Regions from separate parts of the Homo sapiens genome. Here region 2 is linked to region 1. A link is a contact called in ENCODE Hi-C or POLR2A ChIA-PET data. All regions are on one chromosome and are shown on one strand. The core of a region is the stretch at or near the end of the contact, and the rest is flanking DNA. Distances in the headings are between cores, read along the strand shown.

Region 1 (6,120 bases), core at 2,181-4,680:
AGCTCTCAGCTTATAAGTGAGAACATGCAGTATTTGGTTTTCTGTTGCTGAGTTAATTCACTCAGGATAATGGCCTGTAGCTGCATCCATGTTGCTGCAAAGAACATGCGTTAGTTCTTTTTTATGACTGCATAGTATTCCGTGGTGTATATGTATCACATTTTCTTTAATCCACCATTGATAGGCACCTAGATTGAGCCACATCTTTGCTATTGTGAATAGTGCTGTGATGAACATATGAGTGCATATGTCTTTTTGGTAGAACAATTTATTTTCCTTTGGATATATACCCAGTAAAGGAATTGCTGTGTCAAATGGTGGTTCTGTTTTCAGTTCTTTGAGAAATCTCCAAACTGCTTTTCAAGTGGATGAACTAAGTTACATTCCCACCAACAGTGTATAAACATTCCCTTTTCTCCACAGACTCACCAACATCTGCTGTTTCTTGACTTTTTATTAAGTCATTCTGAATGGTGTGAGATGGTATCTCATTGTGGTTTTGATTTGCATTTCTCTGATGATTAGTGATGTTGAGCATTTTTTCATATGTTTGTTAGCTGCTTCTATGTCTTCTTCTTCTTCTTTTTGTTTTAGACAGAGTCTCGCTCTGTCGCCCAGGCTGGAGTGCAATGGCACAATCTTGGCTCACTGCAACCTCCACTTCCCTGGTTCAAGCAATTCTCCTCCCTCAGCCTTCCAAGTAGCTGGGACTACAGGCACTTGCCACCATACCTGGCTAATTTTTGTGTTTTTAGTAGAGACAGGGTTTCACCATCGTGGCCAGGCTGGTCTCAAACTCCTGACCTCAGGTGATCTACCTGCCTTGGCCTCCCAAAGTGCTGGGATTACAGGTGTGAGCCACTGCACCTGGCCGTTTCTATGTCTTCCTTTGAGAAGTGTCTGTTCATGTCGTTTGCCCATTTTATTTATTTATTTTTTATTTCCTATTATTATACTTTAAGTTCTGGGGTACATGTGCAGAACGTGCAGGTTTGTTACATAGGTATACATGTGCCATGGTGGTTTGCTGCACGCATCAATCTGTCACCTATGTTAGGTATTTCTCCTAATGCTATGCCTCCCCTAGCCCCCCACCCCCCGACAGGCCCGGGTGTGTGATGTTCCCTTCCCTGTATGCATGTGTTCTCATTGTTCAACTCCCACTTATGAGTGAGAACATGCGGTGTTTGGTTTTCTGTTCTTGTGTTAGTTTGCTGAGAATGATGGTTTCCAGCTTCATCCATGTCCCTGCAAAGGACATGAACTAATTCTTTTTTATGGCTGCATAGTATTCCATGGTGTATATGTGCCACATTTTCTTTATCCAGTCTATCATTGATGGGCATTTGGGTTAGTTCCAAGTCTTTGCTATTGTGAATAGTGTGGCAATAAACATAGGTGTGCATGTGTCTTTATAGCAGACATTTGCCCATTTTTTAATGGGGTTATTCATTTTTTGCTTATTCAATTGTTTAAGTTCCTTATAGATTCTGGATATTAGGACTTGGTCCGATGCTTAGTTTACAAATATTTTCTCCCATTCTGTAGGTTTTCTGCTCACTCTGTTGATAGTTTACTTTGCTGTGGAGGAGCTTTTTAGTTTAATTGGGTCCCACTTGTCAATTTTTGTTTTTGCTGCAATTGCTTTTGAGGAGTTAGTCATAAATTCTTTCCCAAGGCCAATGTCCAGAATGGTGTTTTCTAGGTTTTCTTCAAGGATTCTTATAGTTTGAGATCTTACATTTAAATCTTTAATCTATCTTGAGTTAATTTTTGTGTATGGTAAAATGTAGAAGTTTGATTTCATTCTTCTGTATATGGTTAGTCACTGTCCTAGCACCATTTATTGAATGGGGAGTCCTTTCCCCACTGCTTATTTTTGTTGCCTTTGTTGAAGATCAGATGGCTGTAGGTATGCCGCTTTCTTTCTGAGTTCTCCATTCTGTTCCATCGGTCTCTGTGTCTGTTTTTATACCAGTACCATGCTGTTTTGGTTACTGTAGCCCAGTAGTATAGTTTGAAGTCAGGTAGCACGATGCCTCCAGCTTTGTTCTTTTTGCTTGGGATTGTGTTGGCTATTTGGGCTCTTTTTTTGGTTTCATATGGATTTTAGAATAGTGTTTTCTAGTTCTGTGAAGAATGACTTTGTTAGCTTGATAGGAATAGCATTGAATCTGTAGATTGCTGTATAACTATTGTAATGATATTGATTCTTCCAAACCACGAACATGGAGTATTTATCCATTTGTTTATGTCATTTATGATTTCTTTCAGCAGTGTTTTGCAGTTCTCCATGTGGAAATCTTTAATCTCCTTGGTTAGATATGTTCTGAGGTATTATTTTTTTGTGTGTGGCTATTGAAAATGGAATTATGTTTTTTTTTTGGCCCTCAGCTTGAGTGTTATTGGTGTTTAGAAATAGTACTGATTTTTGCTCATTGACTTTGTATCCTAAAACTTTACTGAAGTCATTTATCAGTTCCAGAAGCCTTTTGACAGAGTTTTCAGAGTTTTCTAGATATAGAACCATAACCTCCACAAAGAGAGATAATTTGACTTCTTTTCCTTTCTTTCTCTTGTCTGATTGCTCTGGCTAGGACTTTTTTTTTTTTTGAGTCTGAATCTCACTGTCACCCAGGCTGGAGTGCAGTGGTACAATCTTGGCTCACTGCAACATCTGCCTCCCAGGTTCAAGCGATTCTCCCACCTCAGCCTCCCAAGTAGCTGAGATTATAGGTACCCACCAACATGCCCAGTTAATTTTTGTATTTTTAGTAGAGACAGAGTTTCACCATATTGTCCAGGCTGGTCTCAAACACCTGACCTCAGGTGATCCTCCTGCCTTGGCCTCCCAAAGTGCTGGGATTACAGGTGTAAGCCATGGTACCCAGCCCCTATTTTGCTTTTGATAAGATTAGCTAATGGGGCTGTCTCAGAAAAAAAAAAAAAAAAAAAAAAAAAAAAAAAAAAGACTAGCTAATGGGCTCTCTTTTATTGTTTTTCTTGTTCTTGGCTTTATTTATTGATTTTATAATACTTTTGGTTTTATAATTAATTGACTCATGCTTTTATTTTCACTTAGTCTTTCCTTGGGTTTCTTTGATAGTTCATTTTCTAAATTTTTGAATTATGTACTTACTTCTTTCTTATTTATTAATATTGTTAAAACAATTAATTGGGAGGCCATTAGGCTGAGATGGTGCCAGCGCCTGGGGTTCCTATGTAGACAAACCAAAACCCAATCCCATGTACATAGTAAAATGAAAGTTACACTAGTTACACTTAACCAGTCAGAAACTGCCAACCGACCTCTAAGTAGGGACTTTCCACTGGATCAGACCCAAATAAGACAAATACCGAGCTATAACCAATCAAGTAATTTGATTATTTTGCTTCTCAATTCAGCCTATAAAGGCCTGCAGCTCATGCAGGTTCAGTGGAGCTGTCTCAACCTCTTCCGGTTTTGAGTGTTCCTGATTCATGAATCATTTAATGCTAAAATAAACTCTGTTAAATTTGTTTTGTCTAAACTTTTCCTTTTAACTACATAAATATAAAATTTCCTCTCAGCATTGCTTTAATTATATTCCATAGATTCTGCTATGTTGTGTTTTATTATCTGCATTTTTCAGTTTCTGATTTGACTTATTCTTTGTTACAAGAATTTTTCAGTTTCTGGAATGTAGGGTATTATTTTTCTTGCTTTGTTTCATTTTCTAGTTTTTAACATTAAAATCTAGTTTATTTGTGATCAGGCAACTGAAAAAAGTGCTTAGCAGGAGAAACATCTTTAAATTTCTCTGAAGGCTAGATATCTCTGGAGTGAAAGTGTGTGTGTGTGTTTGCATGTGTGTATGTGTGTACATGTGTGCAGGGGCAGAGTATGGTGGGGGAAGAGATGCTGTAAGAATTTCTTGTTCAGAATCACTTCCTTGACCCCTTTTCCTCTTCCTTGAGGAGAACATGAAGAGAGAAAGGAGGTTAGAAAAGGGGTGAGACATGTAGAGTGGTTGTTGGTGCAACAACAGTGGATTTAAGGGTTGACCAGGTAAGGCTTTTGTAGTGACAGGAACTGAATCTCTGGAGACAGGCTTAGTACTGTTTAGCTAACCACTAGGCTTTCATGTTGCTGGTGGGGGAGTTGAAGGGGTTTTGGGCAAGGCCAGAGTTGAACTGCTCCACTAGAAAAGGTTGGTAGACATATGCAAGGGAAAAAAATAGAAGAATCAGCTAGAAGCAGGAGAAATCCGTCAGGAAAGAATCAAAATGTTTCATGATATTGTGATGAGTTCTACTCTGTGGAGGATGATTCTCTGGTTTTCTTCAGAGTCTTCAGTAAAAGATCAATTTTTTTTTCATTGTTGTGTGGTGAGGTTGGACCTTTTGGAAGGACTTATCATTATCAGCTGGGGATGATTTCAGATTGTCTTAGGGGTGAAAGCGGAGGCTGTCCATGGAAGCTACTTTGCCTGGGTGAGGCATTTAAGATCTTGATATAAAAAATGTGGACCTGTAGCCCAAGGCATGAGGGAAGAGCTCAGAGTGGAGGGCTGTGAGAACCTGAATCTGGCTGCGGTTTTCCCACTTTCTGTGGGCTACGGGGGAGACTGCTGACATTGTTTTAATATTGTTAAAACAATATTTTAACAGTATTGTTTGAATATTGTTGAAGATCTCAATTCTTCAGGAAAAAAATTTATGTGATAATAGCTTACCCTCCATCTCTTTATGAAATACTGCAAGAATTCAGAGCTCTGGATAGGGTCGATGCACCTGGGTTTACTGCTGACTCTGCTATTTAATTTTGACCTTGGTCAAGTTACCTAATCCTTCTAAGAATCAATGTCCTCCCATGTTAAATTAGAATAATAATGTTGCTTGCTTCACTGAGTTGTGGTGATGATTAAGTGAGATAATCCAAATAAACTTGTTTATCAGAGTGCCTGATAAGCAGCATATGCTCCCAACCACTGGTATCTTAAGCAAGCAAACTGCTAAATGAAGGAATAAATGACCAAGAATACAAGGAGACCTGGTCCAGGCTGAGTGAGCATGGCTTAGCCTTGTAGTCGTGGGCAGTTCATTGAATTGATCTTGTCTTCAACCTCCTGATTCAGTTCAACCCTTAATTACTCAGAAGGTGTTCTGACAGACATCACAAGTCACAACACGTCTAGTCCTCTGTTTCCCATTTGCAAAATGATAGGGTTAACTAGTTGGTTTTTAACATCCCTTTCATCTCTAACTTTCCATGATATCATTATAGTTATTACCCTCAACATCTGTGACCCTGGGCTCAGTCATAAATTCTGCTCCTAATTATCCATGCTTCAGGCCAGCAAACAAAAAACTAAACAAACAAAAAAAATACAAAAAAACCCCCACAAAACCCCAGTGCTTTTTCACTTCTGGATGTCAGGCAATATTCACATTAGCTCAAATAGTCAAACATAAACACACCTGTGATGGTTAATATTAAGTGTCAACTTGATTGGATTGCAGGATGCGAAGTATTGTTCCTGGGTGTGTCTGTGAGGGTGTTGCCAAAGGAGATTAACATTTGAGTTAGTGGACTGGGAAAGGCAGACTCACCCTCACTCTGGGTGGGCACAATCTAATCAGCTGCCAGCCAGGCCAGAATAAAAGCAGGCAGAAGAACATGGAAAGACTACACTGGCTGAGTCTTCTGGCCTCCATCTTTCTCCTGTGCTGGATCCCTCCTGCCCTCAAACATTGGACTCCAAGTTCTTCAGCTTTGGGACTCGAAACTTCGACCACAGACTGAAGGCTGCACTGTCGGCTTCCCTACTTTTGAGGTTTTGGGACTCAGACTGGCTTCCTTACTCCTTAGCTTGCAGATGGCCTATTGTGGCACCTTACTTGTGATTGTGTGAGTCAATACTCCTTAATAAACTCCCCTTTATATGTATGTCTATCCTATTAGTTCTGTCCCTCTAGAGAACCCTGACTAATATAACACCCATACACATTTCACTTTTCTGTATTTTTTCCAAGTTTCCTTTTAAAACTGATACCACTGATATCATCACTTTAAGAGCTTATAAACTGGATGGCCCCTAAGATCCATAGTCACTGAAAAAAGGATAATATACTTGCAAA
Region 2 (5,920 bases), core at 1,798-4,297, 130 kb before region 1:
TAGTGTGGGATTATGTGTTTCCCTACTAGACCGAGGTACGTCAAGGGCAGGGACTGTGGCTGTCACCTGCTCTTCTGGCATCCCTCAGTGTCCAGCACATACAACGTGTTAAATGTTTGTGGATTGAACTAGAAGGCTCAATCCACAAGTGAAGTTAATTCATCAAAGCCCTTTTCCAACACATGAGGTATATCAAAAGAACTTTCATAGTATATGAATAAAATTATCCTATGCAGGTCTTTGGGTAACCTTACCTTATGTCAAATTCTACTAGAGCTAGTGACAAAGTCTGTTCTATTTATCTGACTTCTGCTCTCTAAGAATCCTTTTCTGCATTGAAACTGGCCTAACGTGCTCTTCCATTAGCTATTCCTACCTGTCATGCGATGACTTTTGAAGAGCTACATAATCTTTAGGTCTGGGTTGGAGGTGTTTGCATTCTCTCCTACCTCACTTTTCACTGAGTCTACTCATGACAGGTACCCAGTAAACTCTCCAACCCTTCACTCCTCCCTCCCTCCCCCTGGAATGGAGTCTCCTCTTCCTTAGGTCTCTCCCTAGGTTAGTGGTTCCCAGTGGGAGTGGGATCCTGCCCTCTGCCATGAGCCATCTGGCAATGTCTGGAGACATTTCTGATTGTCACAACTGGGGGAGAATGCTGCTGGCACCTCATGGGTAGAGGTTAGGGATGTGGCTAAGCTTCCCACAATGCACGGGACAAGCTCCCACTCTTCCAGCAAAGAATTATCCAGCCTAAAATGTCAATAGTACCAAGGCTAAGAAAGCCTGAATTAGGTTAAATGAAACCAAAAACTGTCAGGTGAAAATCTGAATCATTAAAACTTGCATGAGACAAAGAAACAATTCATTTTAGGGCAAAATTAAAAAAGAGAAAAAAATCAAGGACTTTTGGAGTCAGAAAAATTAGCCACTAAGGCACTGAAAAATGTGAAAGAAATTATTTACCTGAGGGTCAGCTTTCTTTTCTGGTGAGTTAAAGTTACTAGGACATACATCACAAAGTTAATGTATGGATGAACTAGCATAACAGGTGCTAATAAAAGTGGGCTATTGTCTGCCATGTCTGTCCTTTTCAAAGACTGGTAATTCACAAGGTTAGTTAAAAGCCATAATTTTTTTTTTTAGGTGTAAGTGACTATTTTGGAGCTTCCTCCAGGATATTATACAATGTTTTTATGTATTGAAAAATCTTTGAGTTGGAAACAGATCTGGCAGATCCACTCCCAAGTTTGGACATCATTTATTTATTTATATTTTTTGGGGTGGGGCACAAATTTCACTTTTTTTTAGCACAGACTCCAAATGAAACCAGTTTTCTATGTGTTTTGATCTCACTGGGGAAGGAAACCTGTTGGTCAAAATGTACCATTGACGTGAATCTTGGTTGTTGACTCTATCTCACGAGTGGTGTGAAGAGTTTTTTTTTTTTTTTAAATAACTAAACTGCATCATTTTGTGTTGATCACATTATAAACCTAACCACTATTTCTCAAATAACTTCCACTTCATCGGGCTCTGATGTCTAAACTCTTCCTGTGACTAAACGTGTTCATAATTTGACCAATTTTCTGACCCAAACATGTGTCTTCATTTCAATTGGCTAAGGACAAAATTCAGCGTTTCCTTAAAGCCCTGATAAAGCTGTCAGAAACACCGAAAAACAAGCCTTTTCACCTTGAGTGTTCTGCATGTTAACTTCTAATGACCTGCTCTGTGGGAAGTGCAGGAGGCAGAGCAGCAAAGAGGATATGCTCTGTTCGCATGCAACTGATTTCCATGTACAAAGGAAAAATGGAGTTAAACATTTTTTTAACTTTTGAAACATCTGGTCAGAACATTTCAAGTGTAAGAATTTACTGATACTGATAAAGGTCTAGTCTCCTCCTTTTCTCCAAAAAAACCTCTTTTCTAAAAGTCTCAGAAGTTGCCTCATTTTGAAACTGCCTCATGCTTCAAATTCTCATTTACTGTCATGTGGGCATTCTTTGTACAATTATACCTCTGACGGAGTCCAAAACTGAGTTTCACTCTTTTTGGCTTAAACACCTAATTTCAGTTAAAATGATGTGAGGCAGTATATAATTTTTTTAAGCGTTATGAGGGAATGAAGGATCTTGAAAGATTTATAAGAAGATGACTTGCTGGAATGCTGGCAAGTAAATTGATTTGTAGTTTTTCATCTATGCCAAAGGAGGGAGTGGGTGTTTGGGGTACTAAAGCCCTCTTGGCTAAATTAATTAGTGTTATTTAACAAACTGTCCTCAATTCTTCCCAATTCCACATCCAGTGACATCATGTTGGTTAGCTTGAAATAAGCCCCGGTGGGAATATTCATGCCACAAAAATGGGCAGATGCTACAAACCAGGGCCTTTTTCTTCCTAGAGAGTTGGTTTATCAGCACACCACTGAACATAACAATATCGTGATGTTACTTAATGCACTCAACACAAAAAAAGAAAGAAGGCAAGCCAGAAAGAAAGGGAAACGGAAAAGGAAAATGGAAGGGAAAGGTAATAAAAGAAAAAGGATGTCAGAAGAGACATTTCTTAAGTGACATAGGCTTAAAAATATTTTTTAATTGATTCAGATGAATTAGATGTAGCCAAATTCAGGGTCAAGGAAAGATGGTAGATACACAGAGCGAGAGAAACACCAAGAGGTGGTTTCTCTCCTCTGCAGGACCCAGGGCCTGATGGCTATGATGATGACCAACATGCCTGCAGGGAGGCGTGCACACACTTGCAGCCCAACTCAGGAGAAAAATTTCAAAGGTTTGCACTGTTACCATAACAGGGCAGGGAGAACTGTACATGATTTGAGTTCCCTTTAAATTTAGAACACTGCATAGATTAAATTCAATTTTGTGTGTGTGCATTACCTGAAACAGAAAGCCAAGACCTGTCTTTCCCATTTGCATTTCTAGCTCTGTGACACTCACCACAATCAAGAAGCTGTCGTAATTCTGCCAGGTTGCTGGAGCTCTGTGTTCTGTATAGAGTTGAACATTCCAGACCTAGGACACAAAACAGACCACAGACCATGTATGCAAAACACAGCTCTCTGGAGAACCTGTGAGGCTGCTGCCAGAGACATTCCAGTTTCCATCCAGTATCTGTTCTAGATGTGTACCAAATATTCTTGGAAGTCAACTCCTACTATTAATCTTACCTGGCATGTTGATAATTTTGGCAAAACCATCTGGCCTCTAAGAAGAAAGTTAATCATATTTATTAAATTATGAAGAATTTAATAGTTTCCATATGGAAACTACATGATAATCTAGAGTTAGAAATTATAGACTGAGACATTTTTCCCAGTACTTAGCCCCAAACAGTTTGAGTGTCCAGCAGAGTATCTGGACATAGCTGGTAGTAGGAAATTTACTTAATGAATGCACAAGAGACAAATAATAAGAGCCATGAAATAAGGGTAGAACAAAGGAACTGATGCCCTCTAGCAGTCTGGTTACCTTTCTTTTCAATGGCTTCCACGAGCTTGATAAGAAGAGGCGGGGCAATGTCAGGAGGGGCAAACTGCTCTGCAAGATCCGGGAGAGTCAAAGCTGCAAACAACAAAATCCCACCATTGTATTTAATTTGGATAGTTGAATGCATTAGACCACAATGAAGGACGTACAAAATAATTTAATTACATCAGGCCCGAGCAAGAAGAACCCCTGCTCTGGGCTTTTGCACTTTCCAGGCCAAAGTGATATGCCCACTGCTTCTCACCTAGGGTCTACTCAGAGTAATGCTCCAGGATTTCCTGCTAAATGGCCTCTTATGGCCTTTCCCCCAGGTCCACCCTCCCCAGGACAAACCCCCCTGTCTAGGTACACCCCTGGGCCCCAAAGGTGGGGGGAGTGGCAGGATGGATGGGAGTTTGGATGTGCAGGGAGAAGCCAGGGATGAACCAGGATCCAGCTCTCCCCATAATACCACACTCTAGGGCAGAACTCTCAGGAGCCCAAGAACCTGAATTCAGATCTCTCCTCCTGGTCATTAGGAAGAAATAACTGCCTAGAAAGGATGGGACAGATTTTATTGAACAGTTGACATGATTTATAACAAAAATACTTAGGCACAGGGTACTTGGGCCTCTTTTTGCATTCTTGCCCCAAGCCTCACAAATGCCAGGTATGGGCTGAGTCTCAGATCCAGAAGCCAATATGAATGATCACTGCCCACTTGATATCAAAATAAATTTCTGTATAACTTTGTCAAAGCCTTTGTTTATGTATTTTTTGGTCAATTAGTAGTTTTTAAAATGTGGTGTTTTCGTAAACTTTTTGCATGCGTTTTAACCATTTACAATGATACCAAAAAATCTAACTGGATGACACTCATAAATAACATTCTTCAACATTACATTGATAACCTTATTCTCAGTCCAAAAAAAATAAATAAGACCATTGTAAGCAAAAAAATTCTCAAATTATGCCAGAAGAGGGAGCTAAATATATTCATCTTAAATTTGTGAAACTGCAAAATAAAGGTAAATTAAAGTCATTATGAAAATATAAGTACAACCTGTTTATTAGCCTCATTGCTTGCAGTCTTTTCTAGGAATAATTTATATAATCTGAGAAAGACTAAATATTTGCAATTTTGTTTCTGTGAGATTTTACCAGTATAGCTCTTTATTAGAAGCCATATACTATGGTAAACAAATTTCCTTTTTCTTTTTTTTTTTTTTTTTTGAGACAGGGTCTCGCTCTGTCACCCAGGCTGGAGTGTAGTGGCGTGATCATGGCTCGCTGCAGCCTCAACTTCCTGAGTTCATGTGATCCTCCCCCCCCAGCCTCCTGAGTAGCTGCGACTACAGTGCACAGCATCACTCCCAGCTAATTTTTTGTATATTTTTAGTAGAGACGGGGTTTTGCCATATTGCCCAGGCTGGTCTCGAACTCATGGACTCAAGCAATCCACCCACCTCAATCTCTCAAAATGCTGGGATTACAGGTGTGAGCCACTGCACCTGGCCAACAAATTTTTAATTAAGCCTGTATTTCAAGTACTAAAAGTCAACATAGAACAAATTCACGTTATGAAAGTAATGTTATTAAATTTTGATCTCAGAGAAGTATGATTAAGTCATTTTGCAAAAACATTCTTTCAGATTTCAGTATGCAATGTGCAGTACATAGATGGATGCATGATCTTTCCACCTAATTCTATTAGCCATTGCAACTACCCAGGATAAAAAGAGAAGAGCTATATTATGAGGGAAAATCCTACAGTAGCACTATTAGAGCTTTCTGTGATGATGGAAATGTTCTACAGCTGTGCTCTCTGATAAAGCAATGACTAGCCACAGCGGTTATTGAGTAAAATGCAGCCATTCCCAGTGAAGAACTGAATTTTTTATTTTAACTGATTTAAATGGAAACAACCATAGGTGGCTAGTGCCCATAAAATTAGAGAGTATAGTCTTACTTGCCTGCACAAGGGCAAATTTTGTCAATGGCAGATGAAAGATTCCCGAGTCAGCTTTGTGTTAGAGATCCCACTCTAAAGCTATCCCTGAAGACAAGGCATCTTAACATAGAGCTAATCAATATTTGAACTCAAAGCCCTGCAATGTTTACCACTCGATTTCCTGAGTGACTTTGTCCTACTGCAACATCACTGTAACACATCTTAGGTTTCATAGAAGCACAAACGACTGGCCATTAACTTTCCAGTCACTGTGCAGAGGGCTGGGTGGGAACTTCACCTCTCTCTGGTCTCTCCCACACTTGCCAGAGCTAAGCACCACCTGGAGGACGTGCTAGAAATACTGATTCCCAGGTACCACCCTAAATCTTCAGAATCGGAACATCCAGGAATGGGCTAGTAACCTGTTTGGGGTTAGAAATAAGCTTTAGGACATACTCTTTTGATAAGAAAATTCATGTGG

Evidence for each region. A loop is a pair of places that touch in the nucleus more often than their neighbours do. ChIA-PET counts read pairs that join two places held with the same protein, here RNA polymerase II (POLR2A). Pooled maps may share reads with other maps.
Region 2: a loop to region 1 is called in a map of GM12878, with 3 times the contacts of the local background. The contact joins two enhancer-like sites. A Hi-C loop is called at or near these places in 1 of 168 maps with a recorded cell type or tissue (GM12878), 5 of 37 single-sample maps with no recorded cell type and 5 of 50 pooled maps. POLR2A ChIA-PET finds 5 or more read pairs at or near these places in 2 of 52 experiments (OCI-LY7 and activated CD8-positive, alpha-beta memory T cell).

Annotation. Positions count from the first base shown.
Region 1 is chr5:68,138,926-68,145,045 of GRCh38, reverse strand. No RefSeq gene overlaps it. Among named protein-coding and RNA genes, the nearest start is that of LINC02219, 48 kb to the left of the region's middle. Within about 2 kb of position 3,430, at least 2 of the 41 ENCODE cell types and tissues checked have a DNase peak (open chromatin) inside an H3K27ac peak, as active enhancers do.
Region 2 is chr5:68,271,054-68,276,973 of GRCh38, reverse strand. It overlaps PIK3R1 (phosphoinositide-3-kinase regulatory subunit 1), which reads right to left. Exons shown (of 16, transcript NM_181523.3): 3 at 3,492-3,584; 4 at 2,961-3,035. Among named protein-coding and RNA genes, the nearest start is that of PIK3R1, 58 kb to the right of the region's middle. RefSeq lists an enhancer at 1,763-1,812. Within about 2 kb of position 3,047, at least 5 of the 41 ENCODE cell types and tissues checked have a DNase peak (open chromatin) inside an H3K27ac peak, as active enhancers do.